Linked DNA regions of Mus musculus: region 1 is linked to region 2. The links are chromatin loops, found by intact Hi-C in ENCODE. Cell type or tissue: heart. All regions are shown on one strand.

What was found. Hi-C counts contacts between places; a loop is a spot of excess contacts. Peaks named below come from ENCODE experiments on the same cell type or tissue, not always from the same donor. Only the 100,000 strongest peaks of a DNase experiment are listed, where the experiment ranks them.
Region 1: a loop joins it to region 2, with 4 times the contacts of the local background. A loop is called at or near these places in 5 of 42 quality-filtered maps.

Annotation. Positions count from the first base shown.
Region 1 is chr17:47,221,075-47,229,074 of GRCm38, reverse strand. It overlaps a transcript of Trerf1 not described here. Among named protein-coding and RNA genes, the nearest start is that of Trerf1, 5.2 kb to the left of the region's middle. In heart, no CTCF peak of the experiment used is centred here; DNase peaks (open chromatin) are centred at 3,484 and 7,494; H3K27ac peaks cover 290 bases.
Region 2 is chr17:47,138,187-47,146,186 of GRCm38, reverse strand. It overlaps Gm41589 (a long non-coding RNA gene), which reads left to right and starts at 6,488. Exons shown (of 3, transcript XR_876847.2): 1 at 6,488-6,939. It also overlaps a transcript of Trerf1 not described here. In heart, a CTCF peak has its summit at 6,350; DNase peaks (open chromatin) are centred at 4,996, 5,486, 5,746, 6,246 and 4 weaker places; H3K4me3 peaks cover 4,876 bases; H3K27ac peaks cover 4,705 bases.

The DNA.
Region 1 (8,000 bases), 83 kb before region 2:
TGTTGTGGAAATACAGAGCGTGGCACATTGTAGGTGCCGGGGGTGGGGTGGGGGTGGGGGGAACAGTCGAAAGATTTATCGTGGATCAAAGGAAGGAAGAGAAAAAGAACTACAAAGAAGGAAGTTGTTGCCAGTGTCAAAAGTAGTGGGTTTCAGAATGATAAGAAGTAGTGGCGCACGCCTTTAATCCCAGTACTCGGGAGGTAGAGGCAGGCGGATTTCTGAGTTCGAGGCCAGCCTGGTCTACAGAGTGAGTTTCAGGTCAGCCAGGGCTATACAGAGAAACCCTGTCTCGAAAAACCACACACACACAAAAAGAACTGATGTTCTATCAGTGTGCAACAGAGAGGCCCCAGGGAGGGAGGCCTTGGAGGGACAGTTTCCACAGAAGGCAGGAGCCACCTGCCTGCCGCACACTCTACCGAGAGCCTATTCTGGGCCAGACCCACCTCTCATGGTCAATAGCAAAGGAACAAAGCCAGGAGATACTGGTCTACCTGTCCAGACGAGGGCTGAGTTAACCCTGCCTGCTGTGAGATGCACGGGATAAGGTTCCAGGCGCATAGTAGGTCAAGGAATCGGTGCATGGGAAAGAGTTCTATGTAGGAAGAGGGCCATTTCTCCCCAGAGTAGGAGACCAGAGTGCAGAAGGAGGCGATAAGACAGGTACAAGGGGCTCCTGGCTGGCAGGCTTCCTATGAGCCAATGGAGCCAGGCTGTCTGAAGTGAAGTTAGCAGACAGGGCAAGTTCACTGAAGGTGGAGGTGACGTGGCCTACCTCTCAGCCTGGTATTCCTCAAGCTCAGGCCTACCCTTAAAAGCGGGCCTTCTTCTGTCATAGCCCTGTCCCTAACTGGAGAGAGACTCTGGCCCTGCAACTCTCCGGCCCGGTTTCAGCCAGAAACGATGGTTTTGGTTTGATAGGGATGTGACTTGTACTGCTATGGGGTTCTGAGCAGGTCGGGTCGACCGTCAGTGCTCCACAAATAAAATGGGAGGGGCTGCAGACAGCATCTGTCAGGCCAGGAAACTGCACTTCTCCAAGATTCTGACAGGAAAGTCTCACGTCCCAGTCCCTGGTTCCAGCTGCTTACAAAAGCCATGACGCTATTATAAGAGATAACACACGTATTTTTTGTTTGTTTGTTTTTAAAATATCTACCTAAGAGCTGGGTCTGTCAGAAGTTGAAGTCTTCACACAAGTGTCCTATGAAGCATTTTTCACAGAGGGCAAAAATGAGTTTTAAAGTAACTTGCTTAGAGTCTTTTAGGCAGTTGATGAACCCCCACTGGATTTAAACCTTCCTGGTTTAAGCCCTCAGCATTTTCATTCTTAAAATTCAATGTAGCCGGGCATGGTGGCACATGCCTTTTAATCCCAGCACTCGGGAGCAGAGGCAGGCGGATTTCTGAGTTCGAGGCCAGCCTGGTCTACTGAGTGAGTTCAAGGACAGCCAGGGCTACACAGAGAAACCCTGTCTCGAAAAACCAAAAAAAAAAAAAAAAAAAATCAACATGATTGGGGCTGGGGAGAGAGCGACCTGCCTTTGGATCTGTGTGTGTGTGTGTGTGTGTGTGTGTGTGTGTGTGTGTGTGTGTGTGTGTGTGAGTGAGTGCTGGTGCCAGGACACTCGTGTGCCGTTCAGAAGACAACCTCAGGTGTCAGCCTTCACTTTCTATGCTGTTGATAGAACGGCAGTTGAGCTGGGCTGGGATCGTCTGAGGATTTGTCTGTCCCTGCCTCTCGTCCCACTAAGGGCGTGCTGGGATCGATGACAGGTGTGTACCACCTCGTCTGGCTTTAAGTAAGTAGCTTCTGGGAATCATAACGTACACACACACCACATGTCCACGGAAAACAGTACGACATGATACACATCGCCAAGCTTACCCGCCAACCTTCCCTTTTACTATGCACACATCCAGGTAAAACTTCACCTGGCATTATTTTAACTATCCTACTCTTTATTCACCTGGCTTGGTTGGCTTACCATCCCCCCCCCCCCAAAAAAAAAATCAAAACTCCACAGCCATCCCTCCTTTGCAAATGACACCGGAGTCTTGTTTAGGCCTTGTTTCTGGGAGGCCCTTTTGCTCCATCTAATCCTTAATACCACTCCCCACCCCTCCCAAATGCCTTGTTCAGGACCCAAGAGTGAGCATTTTACTTCATGGTGTTCTGTCTTTCCTGGACTTCACCTGAGGCCCTGCTGAGTAAGAACTCCAATCCATTGGTTTCCTGAGCCCTCTCTGGTCCTCTCAGGGCCTCACAAGACAGTGGCCTTCTAGGACCAGGTACATCTATCTGCTTTCCCCCTTCAGGAAGCCGTGCAGCCTGTCACTTGCTAGCAGCCATCTCACAAAGAAAGAAAAGAAGGAGGAGGCAGATTTAGACTGTCCTCTCTCTGCCTTGATGGGTTTGCCCCAGTCTTAAAGCCCCAGCATTCTTCTTCAGCTGCCTGCTCACGTGTGTCCCAAGACACGCCCATGTCCCATCTCAGGCCTTCTTCAAAGGAAGCACTTTCCACGTGAGCCCGCTAGCTGAGAGGAGCTGATGGTCGCCAGAAGAGTCGATGCCAGGTGCCCCTGGGCTGGAAGATCGCCCCACATCCTGGATATCAGATGCACGCAACTTCACTTCAGTCTGCACGGGCCACCAGGCAAGCAAGCTGGGATCCCGAGGGCTTCAAGGGGAGAAGGCCTGGGAGCTAGGAAAATCGGCCAAGTACTGAAAAACCATCAAACCCTCCCACACAAACAACGCCAGCCCCCAACCAGAGAGAATATGAAGGTAGTCAAGGAAATACTGTCTACTAAGGTGCCTGGAAAGAATCAAGATCTACCCAAGCCAGCCAAGGGGTGGCTTGCTCCCCCTGACTCGGTTGAAGTAGCAGGAACTCAGGAATCAAGGCTTGGGGTGGATGCAAGGCCAGCCCGGCTGCCCAGCTGCTTCAACCTCTGGCTGCGAGCCTAGCTGCTTTGATCTGGGGTTCTGCATGAGTGAACGTAAGGCCTAAATAAAACAAGAAGTATATAAATACATCCTTCACGGAGCCTGGCATTACATAAGGGACCCACTTCGCGCCGCTCCCCTCCCCCTCCCAGCCCTCCATCCTCTCTTCGCAATCACTCATAGACACAAGTGCAGAAGCCACAGAGCGCTTCCCGGCGAGGCTTGCAAAGGAGGAGAGGAGGTAGAGAGGGGGAGACACCCAGGCTAGCCCAGGCCAGGTCCTGGAGAAGCTCCAGACCTTTGTGAGACCCAAGGATGCCTGGTGGCCTCATACAGATCCAAACAGGAAGTTTATGAGAAACATAGAAAGAATGCGGGCAGAGGCTGGGGATTAGCCCAGTTGTAGGAATGCTTGACTCTCCTGCCCAAAGCCCTGGGTTCCATCCCCAGCACCAAATAAACTGGGTGTGGCAGCAGGCACTCGACTAGAATCCCAGTGCTCTGCAGAGGCAGGGTAGCCCATACACAGTCACCTGACTGCAGGCTCTGCCAAGGCTTCCAGTCACTACCCCCTACAGTGGCTCCTCCACTCCCTCCCCAAGTTAGGTTCCTTTTTTTTTTTTTTTTAAATAATGACTCATTTAGGAAGAGGCAAAACCAAAAACTTCAAGATAAAGACAAAGAAGTACCAAAGTCTTTAAACACCTCCCACTCCCGCAGACCTGCTATCAGATCCGCCTCCCCGCTCTGACCATGCTAGTTTGGAAGTGACGGGGCACACAATTCTTCTAGCAAAAACACTGCCAGTAACATCTCCACTCTCAATGTCTTAGGTTTTCATTGCAGATAAAGACGGCCCCAGGCCTCCAGCCCATTAAGTTTTTGCAACACAGCAATACAAAAATTAAAGATTTGGGCTGGAGAGATGGCTCCGTGGTTAATAGCACCAGCGACTCTTCCGGAGGACACAGGTTCAATTCCCAGCACCCACAAAACAGCTCACGGCTGTCTGTAACTCCAGTTCTAGGGGATTCGAAACCCTCACACAGACCCTCACACAGACACCACAACAATAAAGAAAAGAAAGTAAGTCAGTTAAAAAAAAAAAAGATTCAAACCCATGCTTTCAATGGGGTCAAAATCTCATCTGGTTCTACAGAGAGGGTTCTGAGTTATTAACGAAGGCTTTGGGCGTTAGACCACGAGCCTAATGAGAGTGACAATGTTTTTTTTTTCATTAAAAAAAAAAGATCTCAGGGTCTGGAGAGATGGTTAAGAGCAAATGCTGCTCTCAGAGGACCAGAACTTTGTCGATGACCTATAACTGCCCCTCCTAGGGAGCCTGACACCCTCTTCTGGCCTCCACAGGTCAAGTGCATGCCTACCCAGAGACTGCACACAGTACATGGAAATAAATTAAAATATGTCTTTTTAGCCAAGGAGACCTCTTGGCATTCAGATGTTTATGTTTGCTCGTGGTATTCAAGAGGAACAAGATTATAGAACATTTCAGATTACCTACCTCACGAGCTCCTGGGAAGTCCAAGTCAAATGAATCGTTAAGATGGCCCAGAATTCAGAGGTTCTCAACACTGGCTCTATGTGGTTGTATTTTCCGAGTTCCTAGCTTCCGTGCCCAGCGTCTATCATATACATTTGGCTTGGGGTGAGGAACCTGGCAGCAAGATTGGGTCTTTTTTTTTTTTTAATGTTTATTTTTCTAGTTTTCCAGGATTTTAATGTATAATCACAATTGAGGATTATTCAAATACAGATTTTTCTTAAAACTGTGATGGGAGATAGTTCAGTCTGTAACACACTTGTCTTGCAAGTGTGAGGGCTTAGGTTCGGCAGAACCTGTGTAAAAAGCTGGGCGTGGTGGCAGATACTGCAGTCTCAGGTACGGCAGGATGGGAGGTTAAGGGAGGATTGCTAGACAGTCGAGGACCATCTAGTCTGGCCTACGTAGTGAAACTCCAGGTCAGTCAGAGACACTAGCTAAAGAAAAAAAAAGAAAGAAAAACAGTAGGAGCCTAGGGACCAGAACCCATGGTTGTCCTCTGATCTCCACATACATATTATACGTGCATGTGTTCACATACATTAAAAAAATTAAAGTAAATTTAAAAGCTGAGTTCTGGGCGCTGCTGCTTGCACTTGCTGCTCTTGGAGAGGATGGAGATTTGGCTCCCAGCATGCACTAGGCACAACTACAGCTCACAACCATCCACAACTCCAGTTCTAGGGAATCCGATCCCCTCTTCTGGCCTCGAGGGGCACCAGACCCAAACATAGTGCACAGGCAAAGCACTTATACATGTAAAGTAAGACAGACAAACCTTTAAAGTAAGTAAATAAAAGATCTAAAAAAATAATTAAGGGAAGCTAGGGATGTGATAAAGTAAGACACACAAACCTTTAAAGTAAGTAAATAAAATATCTTAAAAAAAAAATTAAGGGAAGCTAGGGATGTGGCACAGGTATAGAACCCTTGCCTAGAATACACAAGGCTCTACCCCCAGAACCACAAAAATACTTACACACATACACATGTGCATGCATGCATACTGACGTGTACACACATACATACGTGTGCACCTGAAACAAAAACCATGAAAGTTAAAAAGTTAAGGAAAAGTCCAAAGTGGTACCAAAGACAAAATCAAAACCAAATTTGATATAAAAAACTCTCAGGCCAGCCCTGTTCCGGGCTCTGACATTCACAGACTTGACTTAAATGTAAGTGGGGTTACCACAGAGTTGCTGGGCTTTCTTCGTGGAGCATTTTACACTTATCTAGCAATTACTACGACCACTTCCTGAGCCTGTGACTCACTTACCTTCTGCTACCCCACCCGCCCCCACCCCCATCCCCACCCAAGAAGGAAGTCTACAGATGACCCCCTCCTCCGACCACCATCTTGCTCAAATCCGCCCCTGCTTCTCCTAACAGTGCCAGGCTCAGAAAGTCTCCATGCCTCCTTTCCCTCCTTCCACACACACACAACTTTTCTGAAAGTTCCTTCTATGCCCACAAACTGCTTCCCAGTCCCTCTGACCCCTTCATACAGCCTGCATTTGACATCTACACAATGAGGTTACAAGAGACAACATTCCCAACCTCACTCTTCGTCCTAAGCTTTTCAATTTGCCTTACTCCATGTCTCCCTAACCGAGGGCAACCTGGTAACAGTAAATGGGGAACCATCTTTGAGGCACAGTATTATGGGGTAGAGGGCCGAGGCAGGGCACTTTTTACATTCCAGCTTAGACTCAGAGCCAACAAGTTGTTTTGTTTGTTTGGTTGGTTTTCGTGGATAAAAACCAGAGAGCTGCTGCTGGTGGCAGAGGTAGTTGCTGTGACGCCTGACAACACAAGTTTGGTCCCTGGGACCCAAAAGGTACAATCAACTCCTGCAAGCTGTTTGAACTCCACACACGGACTGTGACATGTGTTTGCTGGTACACACAAACACAGAATTTTAATTAAATAACTAAAAGGCCACAGACATAGAGGCACGGCTTATACAATAAATACACTGCTTTGTAAATGCAGAAAATCTGCGCAGGAAGTGTATATGCTAGTTCAAAATGTAAATGACACTGTGTGGGTCACAGGTGGCACGAACTGACCTTCCCCCCTTTCTTTGTAAACTTTATTACTTCTGATAGCTTGTGTCTAAGAATCATGACAGTTCAGACCCAAAGACAAGCACCAGAGTAGGTCCAGGATGAGTATATAATGAGCGGCACACGCCAGGCCAGGTCCCAGCATGCACTGCGGAACCACACCCTTATTAACAAATGGATGACTCTCCCATCAGGCCCTCTTGGCTTCTGCGCCCTGAGTCTTGGACGCCAATTCATCCCTGAACCATGGTGGGTCCCCAAGAACAGATGTGGAAAAGATATCTCAGCATGAGTGACATGCCCAGTACAGGGACCACACAAGCCATGTCCTCTCCTGTGTGTCTCCTCTGGTCTCCATCTTTGTTACCGTGCTGCCTCTTAGCATGACAAGTCTAGGTTGACCACATACACTCCACTTAACAGGCAAACTTACAGCTTGGATGTCGGGAGCCTAGAAAAATCTTAGGATCATAAGGGATAGACCATGGATTCCCTCACCCTCCATCTCCCCATCACTCCCTAATGTCTCTTGAGGCAAAGAAGAAAAATGAATGAATATTCCAGGTAGCAGGAAGCGAGTTGAGAGTTTAAGGCCAGGGGAATCACAGAGTATGGCATGCTGGCAGGGAGATACAAGGTTCTCAGGTCACACCTCTTAAGAGGAAGAACACTGTGGCATACACAGTGCCAGGCAGAAAGAACCCCAAGACACTTAGAAATGTCAAATTCCATCTGGGCATGGCAGGAGGAACCCAAGTAAAAAGACTCAGCTCCCGCCGGCTGTGACCAGTTTTCTGCAGTTCCAGCATCCTTCTAGCATCTAAAGAGGATCTAAGCAAACGGGGTGGGTGGAAAATAGGAATAGAGAAAAAAGAAATGAAATTAAGCAACATCACATGGAGATAGGCCAAATCCTCCCCGGGTAACACATAGTCACCGCACGTGACCCGCGTCACTCCGTGAGCTCCAAAACCAGACATCTGCCAGTTATCAAATCAAGACTACTGGGATGCTGAACTTCTCAACGTCGAGAGCTAGCACAGAGACCATAATCAACCCAGATGCACGGCCTCTTACCAGGTCCTCAAGAAGCCTGCTTTCTGAATAGTCAGGTGACACCCTGGGGGCACAGCAGAGAGTCACCTGCCATTGACTGCCCAGGAAGAGCTGTGGAGGGGGGAGTGGTTGGAGACAGTCTCATGGAGGAAGTGAGATCTGACTTGGATCTTGAAAAACTAGGTTCAACTAGGTCAGACAGAAAGGAAGTGGGAAGACTACCCCAAGCCGTGGGCTGGCAGATACAAGCCATAGCCACAGGATGGGTGGGGACCAAGATGCAGGAATGGGTCCCAAAGGTGGTGAGTGGAAATACTTAGGAGTCAACGTGGTTGGTCTGAGCCCACCTCTGCTGCTCAGA
Region 2 (8,000 bases):
GCATGGGGCTATAGTGGAGCACAAGGAGGCAGAGACAGGAGGATGGGGTCCCGGAGTTCACTGGCCAGCCACTGAATGAATGAGCTCCGGATTCAGTGAGAAATTCCGTTTCAAAATTTAAAGTGAAAAGGGCCGGACCGAGGCCTGGGACAGGTGGGGACACATGGTAAGGGCATATGCCACAGAGACTGTCAACCTAAGTTTGACCTCCAGAACCCACAAAGTGGAAGCAGAGAATCAGCTCCCACAAGCTACCCTAGACCGCCACGCATGCGCAGGGGTACACATATACACAAATAAAAGTCAAATGAATAAATAAGTTAAATAAGGTGACAGGGCACCTGAGGAGGAAACAGGCAACACTGACATCTGGCTTGCGTATGCACACACGCATGCGCGCAAGCACGCACGCATATACGCAGGCACGCACGCCCATATCCATCAGTGGATAAGCATACCAGTAACTGCAATCCGGCGGGTTTTAGTCCCTTTCCGGACAGGGTGGGGATAAAGAGAAAAATCTCAACTATATTTTAACCTCACCAGTTACTCTCCAATATGAAAATCTAAAAATACGGTTAACCCACAAGATCCTTTAAGATTGTAGCCTTCCCACAAGATCTCTGAGGACTCCAGCCCTCTTCCCTGTTTCAGCCACACAGTTTCGTGAGTTCAGAAATGTGTGGCTCCAGGGCAGGTCTGGAGCACCTGTCTGGATCCTTATTTTTTCTGGGTCAATATCCAAAGTCAATAAAACCATCTAGAGCTTTCTCCCGAAAAGCCCAGAGTGGCAGTCCAGGTCCCGGAAGTCACCATACACCGTCAGTCAGTAAGGACCCTATCACCACTCGCACGAATTGCAATAGCCCACATGTGAGCTCATCAGGCAAGTTCACACTAAGCTTTGAGGGTCCACTTCGCCTCCCCAAAGCTACCTGCTGCCCGGGAACAACAGCTTAACTAACCTCAAGCTTGACTCAGCATTAGATCATCCAGCCAGCTGGCTGGAGAGGAAACTTCGAAGATGAACTGAAATTATTTTGGGTGCCTGAAAGTACAAGCTCCCTCTACAGCAGCACGTATAATTAGGATTTTTTTTTTTAATAAATCTACAACAGGGCTGGAGAGGTGGCTCAGCAGTAGTGAAGGGCACTTAACTGCTTGCTCCTGGCAGACTACCGGAACTTCATTCCCAGCACCCACTAGGAGGGTCACCACTGCCTATAACTGCAGCTCCAGGAGACCCCACGCCTCTGGCCTCAGCAGGAATCTGCACTCACATGTGTACATACCCACATGCAGACTCACGAACAAAAACACAATTAAAAGTATTTTTAAAAAAATCCATAAGATGTAAATGAATGAGGGACTCTACACCAACAGCAGGCTTTCCTAAGTAATGGCTTTTACATGTTGGCACAGTTGCCAGGCCGCTCAAGCGCCTTTGTGGAATGCCAACGTACAAATCCATTTCTCCAGGAGAAGACAAAAAACAGAAGTTAATCAACTCGCCCTGAGTCCATGAAGCAATTTGGCCGTTGGCCCAGGAAGACAGTGTCAAGAGCTCTGGGTTCTCACTCCACGTGACTCTAGAATAAAGCTGGAACCCAAAGAGCTATCCTTTAAAAAAAAAATAATAACAATAACCCCCATATGCAGAACCGGCTAAAAATTGGTACCCTATCCATTTTCAGATTCACCTTGGCCTGCCTTGAGCATACAGCCACCTTAGAAGTTCTGTCACGTTACAAATGCCCACAAACTCAAACCAACTACTAAATATAAACAATTTTAGCTCTTCTCACCCTATCAGCCTCTTGGCAAATTCTTCTATGCACCACCCCACCCTGCCTAGGGAGAGAAAAACAATACTTTGTGTTCTTACGATAAACCCATACATCAAAAAAGAAAGAGAAAATTCTAAATAAGCTTTGTTTTCCGTGTCTGCACATTTTAATATACGAGGCACGGAACACAACACCCTCTCCTCTCTCCCCTCTTTATAATTTAAACTCTGAACTCAACAAATAGCACAGGCACAGGCCGGTTAACAGAGTGCTCTCTGCACAGCTGCTAGACTGACTATTTCCACAGTAAGCTTCTGTCAATGCTCTCTGATATTAGCACATGCCTGCTACGTGGATGCCTGCTTACCAAGCTGTGAAAAGACCCACGTTCATTCTGGAACCTACAAAATTAATCTTCTCTGTGCCTATAATGCATAAGGCAAAGGCGCCTTCCCTCCCTCCTCCTCTCCCCCCCCCCCAACATGTCAGGCTAGCTTCTAAACAATCAGTTGGCGAAAATGGACATGCCTGAAAGGGCGGGGCCCAAAGGGGTGTGTCACTCCGGGTATCAATTCCTGTAAATCAAATCCTGACAATTGTCACAATATTATAAAAAGAATGAATTATGATTCTTGGGCCTTCAAGCCTTTATTACCACGAGAACATTCTCAGTTGAATGGCGGAGGGGGGGGGCGCTACTGTGACTTGATTAATGGCCAAAAGCGAGACAATAAAATAAATGTTAAGAGGGGGAAAAAAAACCCATTCTTGGCTCCCAGGTTAGACATGTAAATAATTCCACCCTGGAATAAACACACATGAGGAATTCTTATTTACTCTCTGAGCGTATACACCCAATCAGACTCAGCCAATAGCCCAGTTAAAGATAACAGCTAATTTGTTTAGCTAATGCCTAGTTGGGAACATGTGATAGGTGGCACTAAGATTTCGAACTAACTCAACTCTCAATCTGCCAAATATTAATCCCTTGATCCTGAAGCCTGATGGGAGGAAGGAGAGAAGGAAAAACGGACTGTTTATCAGTAACATAAGGGGGTGGTGGTGGTGGTGGTGGTGTTATTATTTTGTTTTGTTTTTTAACCCATTTTCCCTTTCTAAACTCAAAACCTGTTTACAGAACTCAGGAAAGCTTAACCGACTTTAGTTAACCTCGGTGTTGGGTGGTTATGCCATATCCCTACTAACCAGTTCCTGGCCAGACCCCCTGGTGCTCAAATTCTCCTGGCCAAGTTCAACTCCCCACACCAGCACCCATCAAAGTTAAAGGATCTGCAGAACCCAGTAGGCTGCGAGCCAAGAAAGCGAGCAAGGAGAGGCAAAGACTGCTGGTTTAACTAGCTAAGTGCTGGCTCCTCCAAGCATCTTGTCGGAGTGGGCTACAAAGCACACTTCCCCACAGAACTCCTTGAATGAGAAGTACCGAGGGTGCAAGCAAACGATTGTCACTGCCTGGGACAATGTAAAACTCCTTTCTTTCTTTCTTTCTTTCTTTCTTTCTTTCTTTCTTTCTTTCTTTCTTTCTATTTTTCTTCTTCTTCTTCTTTTTTTTTTTTAAATCACCTCGGCTGCCTGAGGAAAAGGCCAAGGAAACTGCTTCTCCCAGGCATGCTCTGCTGACGTCTTGGGCCATGCCTGAACTGGTCATGTTGAAGCATGACTTCCACACACTTAGCAAGACAGTCCAGGACCACGAAAGACCAAGCACTGACTACAACACAAACACTTCACTTACCAAAGCAACATTTGTCTGAGGAGTTTGACAGCAAGCTGACTCTAACCTGCCCGGAACCCCAAGGCATATTTTTTTTTCTTCTTTAACCCAAGGATGGCGGGCTGCAAGCTCCAGCCAGGCGCTGGCCAGAGGCTGCCTACCAGGTGCTGTCAGCCTGCCTCCGTGGGTAAAACCGTGCTTTGGTTTGTAATTTCTGCTTCTTCAGCCCACCAGCAGTAACTTCCCAGACTCACAGACTGAAGTTGGGGAGTGAAGAGGCAAGTTCGCCTGCTTATACACTTCTCCCACCTGGGTGGCCACACTTACTTCTGGGGACTACCCAGCCCCCACAGAGCCCGCAGACTCCCATATATACACATATGTATCATGTCAAAAACCCCAAAAGACACATCCCTAGGGTCCTGCGGTTTCTTGGCTGGAAGAATGGAGGCTTTATAATATACCAACCTTCAATTTCAAACCCACCACCGACACCCTTTAAGCTGGGGTTTGCCAGTTACACCGCCCACCTCACCCCTCCCCCTTTGCTGGGATGCTATGAGCCCGGAGAGGGAACAGGGAAGAAGGCGAGCAGGGAAAAGGCCCTGCTAACGTACTGAAAGTAAAGAGGCCTCGGGAGACTTGTCTTTCTGTGTCCCCCGCAGGCTTCCCTCCACACTCCACCCCCATCTTCTTACGGAGCATCCCTCCTCCCAACTATTTTTTTTTAAATGAAACTTAATAAGCTTTTCGCCTACCTTGGCTGTTTCGGCAACAAGTGCCTGGGCAATCCGACAAGACGACCAATCTCCACTTGGGGGGGTGAGATGGGGGGCGAGCCGAGCTGATGGAATAATTTCAATATTAATTTATGTCAGCCGCCTTCTCGCAGCTACTCATTTACAGTACTGCCCTCAGCCTGTAAACAAATATCGCTCCGCCAGGAAACATACTCCCCAGATGCAAGCCCCTCTCCCCAAGCAGGGAACCTGGCCCCTCGCCCCTCCCTCCCACAGCACGGCCCCCTCCCCCCTGAGTCCCGGGTGGGAAGCTCAGGGCTTTCTAAAGCACCAACTCACCACCTTCAGCCACCACCCCAGCAAGAAACTTACTCGGTCCGGTCTACGCCTCAACCCTCCCTCCAGGAAATCTCCTCTCCATATGTATTCAACCTCCCCGCAGGAAATCTGCTCCCCCCTCCCCCCTTCTATATACATGCACACCCCCCTCCTCCTCACGCGCCCTCCCCGGCCAGAAACTTACTAGCTAGCAAGCAAGCGTGCAGGCTCTCTCGTCCTTGGAAACTTACTCCCAGATACAGCACCAATAGCACCCCTCTTTCCCCCCTCCCCCAGGCCCTGCTCCCTTCCTTGCCCTCCAACTCCAAACTCTCCGCATCCAGCCACTCTCTCCCTCCCCGGTGGAAATTTGCAGCGCCGGGCTGCGCGCGTGCATCCACCCTCCTCCCCTCCAGGAAACTTACTCCCCATCTGCATGCACCGCCTCTCAGCCATCGCATAGAGGGAAGGGGGTGTGCTGGGGAGACAGAAATACATATGTATCTCTCGCCCCTCCCCCGGCCGCAGCCCACTCAGGGCCGAGCAGCGCTAACCTGGCCTTACCTTTTTGCATGGCCCCCTCCCCGAGCCCTCCGGATCCGCTCCCCAGCACCCCAACCCACCCCTTTTCACCCATCACCCACCCCTAGCAACCGTTCCTAAGCTCCTCTCGGCCTTTTTTTTTTTTTTTTTTTAAATCCAGGATGCAAATTCCTCCCCTGTCAGCAAATCGACTGTCAAATTATTTTCTTGCAAAAGGAGAAAGGCGGGGTGGAGTGGGGGGGGGGGTCAGAAAAGGGGGGCAGACAGGCGGGTAAAAGAGGGAGAGGGACAGAGGAGGGGAGAGATATCCCTCCGCAGAGCTGGGGCTGGCGGCGGGCGGGGAAGCAGGAAGTAAGGTGTCCAGCGCGGCGGGTTCTCCGCCGCGGCCCCCGCCCGCCGCCCCTGTCCCCCGGGGCGCCGCGCTCCGGCAGGCGCGGGCCGCCCGGTGCATTGTTCGCAGCCTTCCCCTAGCCGGTGCACGGACGACTTTTTTTTTTTCTTCTTTTCCGCGCTCCGCGTAGTGTATACGTGAGCTTGCACCTTTTGTAAGCTGGCGAGTCTCTGAACTGGAGAGGATGGGACCACGAGCCTAGGACCTGTCAGTCCCCGGAGTGTAGCAGAGACTCGGATCCCCGGAGGGGGTGGGGGACTCGAGGCCCCCTTGGAGTGGGAGGGGTGGGAGAGCAGCTTGGTGGCCGGGAAGCTGCCGCCTTCCCACTCCGGACCCATTGCAGGATTGCTTCCTGCGTCGCAGTCGCGGTTATTGTAAAAGGCGCGTTGCAAATCTAACGACTCGGGCTGGGAGATTTTTATTGTTGTTTATTTAAGGATTTGCAAAGATACCAAGATCCAGGCAGGCTGCAAAAAGGACTGTGCCTCGAACCCTCACCAACACCACCGCATCCCCCGGTCTTTCTAGGGCCTGGGGGTGCTCCCAGGAAGGGATCTGAGGGTTCTGGAGAAGCTCGCGCCTCCATCCTCTGCCCCTTGGGGGCGGGGAGCGGTCTCCATCTCCGCTGGGTCTGGGAGGGATGTTGCCTAGGAGAGAGGCGGGCAGGAGGGAGGGAGGAGAGGAGGGGGCGCGGGTGCGGCCCTGCGTCCGCCCCTCGCCGTGCGCCATGACTGTGGAACGTGGTGCCGGGGAGGAGGGCCCGCCGCCGGGGGGCCGCCCGGGGCTGCTCGGCATTGGTTGCAGAAACCCGAGCCCTGAAGTCGCTCCCCCTCCTTGGGTTTGTCTCCTCCTCCTGCTCTGCGGGGGAAAACCGCTGCACCCAAACGGAGAGCAGCTGCGAGCAAGGGGGCAGGGCGCCGGCTGGCAGGCTAGCCAAGGGTTCGATCCCCCCTGGGGCGGGGGGGGGGGGGGGGGCCGCTGGCTGGCCTCGGAAATGGAAAGGGATCTGAACAAGACCTCGTCCTGGGACTGCAGATCAGTCCAGGTGCCACGACCTTAGGCCAACATCCCCGGCATCTCCAACCATCTCCGTACTTCTTTTCTAGTCTGAGGAAACGTGCACCAAAGATAGTTCAACTAAAACAGCCACCCGGCGCGGAGATCTAGACTTCAGTGTTGGAGGATCTGTAGGACAACGAGGGTTTTTTTTTTCCCCACGAGGAAAAGTTACACCATCCTTTCCCTCCCCTGTGTGGAGGAATCGTGTGCCCTTTTCTCCTCAAATCTGGCGCGAGATAAGCCACTGTCCCTGACCCATCCCACCCCCACTTGGGCTCCGGGTGTGGACAGGGCGGGAGAAAAACTATATGGAAGCTTAAAGCATGAGGTCATGGGTTGAAGAGGCTGCTGCCAAAAGCCGCGGAGGTGGTGTGTATACGCGTGTGTGTGTGTGTGTGTGTGTGTGTGCGCGCGCGCGCGCGCGCGTGCGTGGGTGGGTAGGTGGGTGGGTGTGTTTGGAGGGGTAACGGTTCTCCATCTTCAGCACTGGAAAGCCCTCTCATCTAATCCTATAAATTCTAAAACACCTGAACCAGGAAGACCCTCTGAAAGAAACAGAAAGAGGCTTGGGTCTATTTTCTCTCAGTGACCCTCTGGCCCGGGACCCGGTCCTTTCGACTAAGCAAAGAGCCAAGGACAGCGAAGAGGAGCAAAGCTTGCTCACCCTTACCTTGCCAATCCTCTGCTTCCATTAAGACTGCCGCCCTTACTAAGACACTAGTGTCCCACACTGCAGCTTACCGTAACCTTTTAAACCCTGCAAGTCCCTCCTGGTTCTGAAGCAACCCCACCCGCCTTGCGCGGGGAGTGGGGTGGGGTGGGGGGCGTAGTTCATCTCTGCAGCCCTCTCTTCCTTCAGTCAGAGCCTTGCCACTGCTCTGTTCCAGAGGGGGGTGGCCTCCCTAACCATTCACCTACCTGATTTTACTAGACCTTCAGTGTTCCAGTCCACTTCCCCTATCTCCAAGAACCCTTCTAGAAGTTACACCTTCATCTCTGACTCCCTGGGATTGGCGGGCCTTTCTCCAGACCTTCTAGCAGCCAGGCTATCACGGAACTGGCCCTAAGGAAGGCCCTTTGCTAAGCTTGAGAGCCACCACTGCCCCAGGGCCTGACGGTTCCCTGAGCGAGTTGGCTTGGATTCCTCTAGAGACCATGGAGAAAGCATCGCCCTGCCTTTCCTACAAACCTGAGTCTCTCCACCTCCAAAGGTCAACACTCACACCCACAGAGCACCAAGAGACAAAAGGTCTCCAAACAAAAGCTCCTCCCTGGGGCAGATAAGAAACCCTAACAGATAAGGAGTTCCAGGCTGCAGAGTTAAGTAACTGGCCCCGGGTCATAATACAGACCTTTACCACCCAGGTTTGCCGGGGCTCCTAGACCACAGGCTGCAGAAGGCTGTGGATTTGCTTCATGCAACTACACAG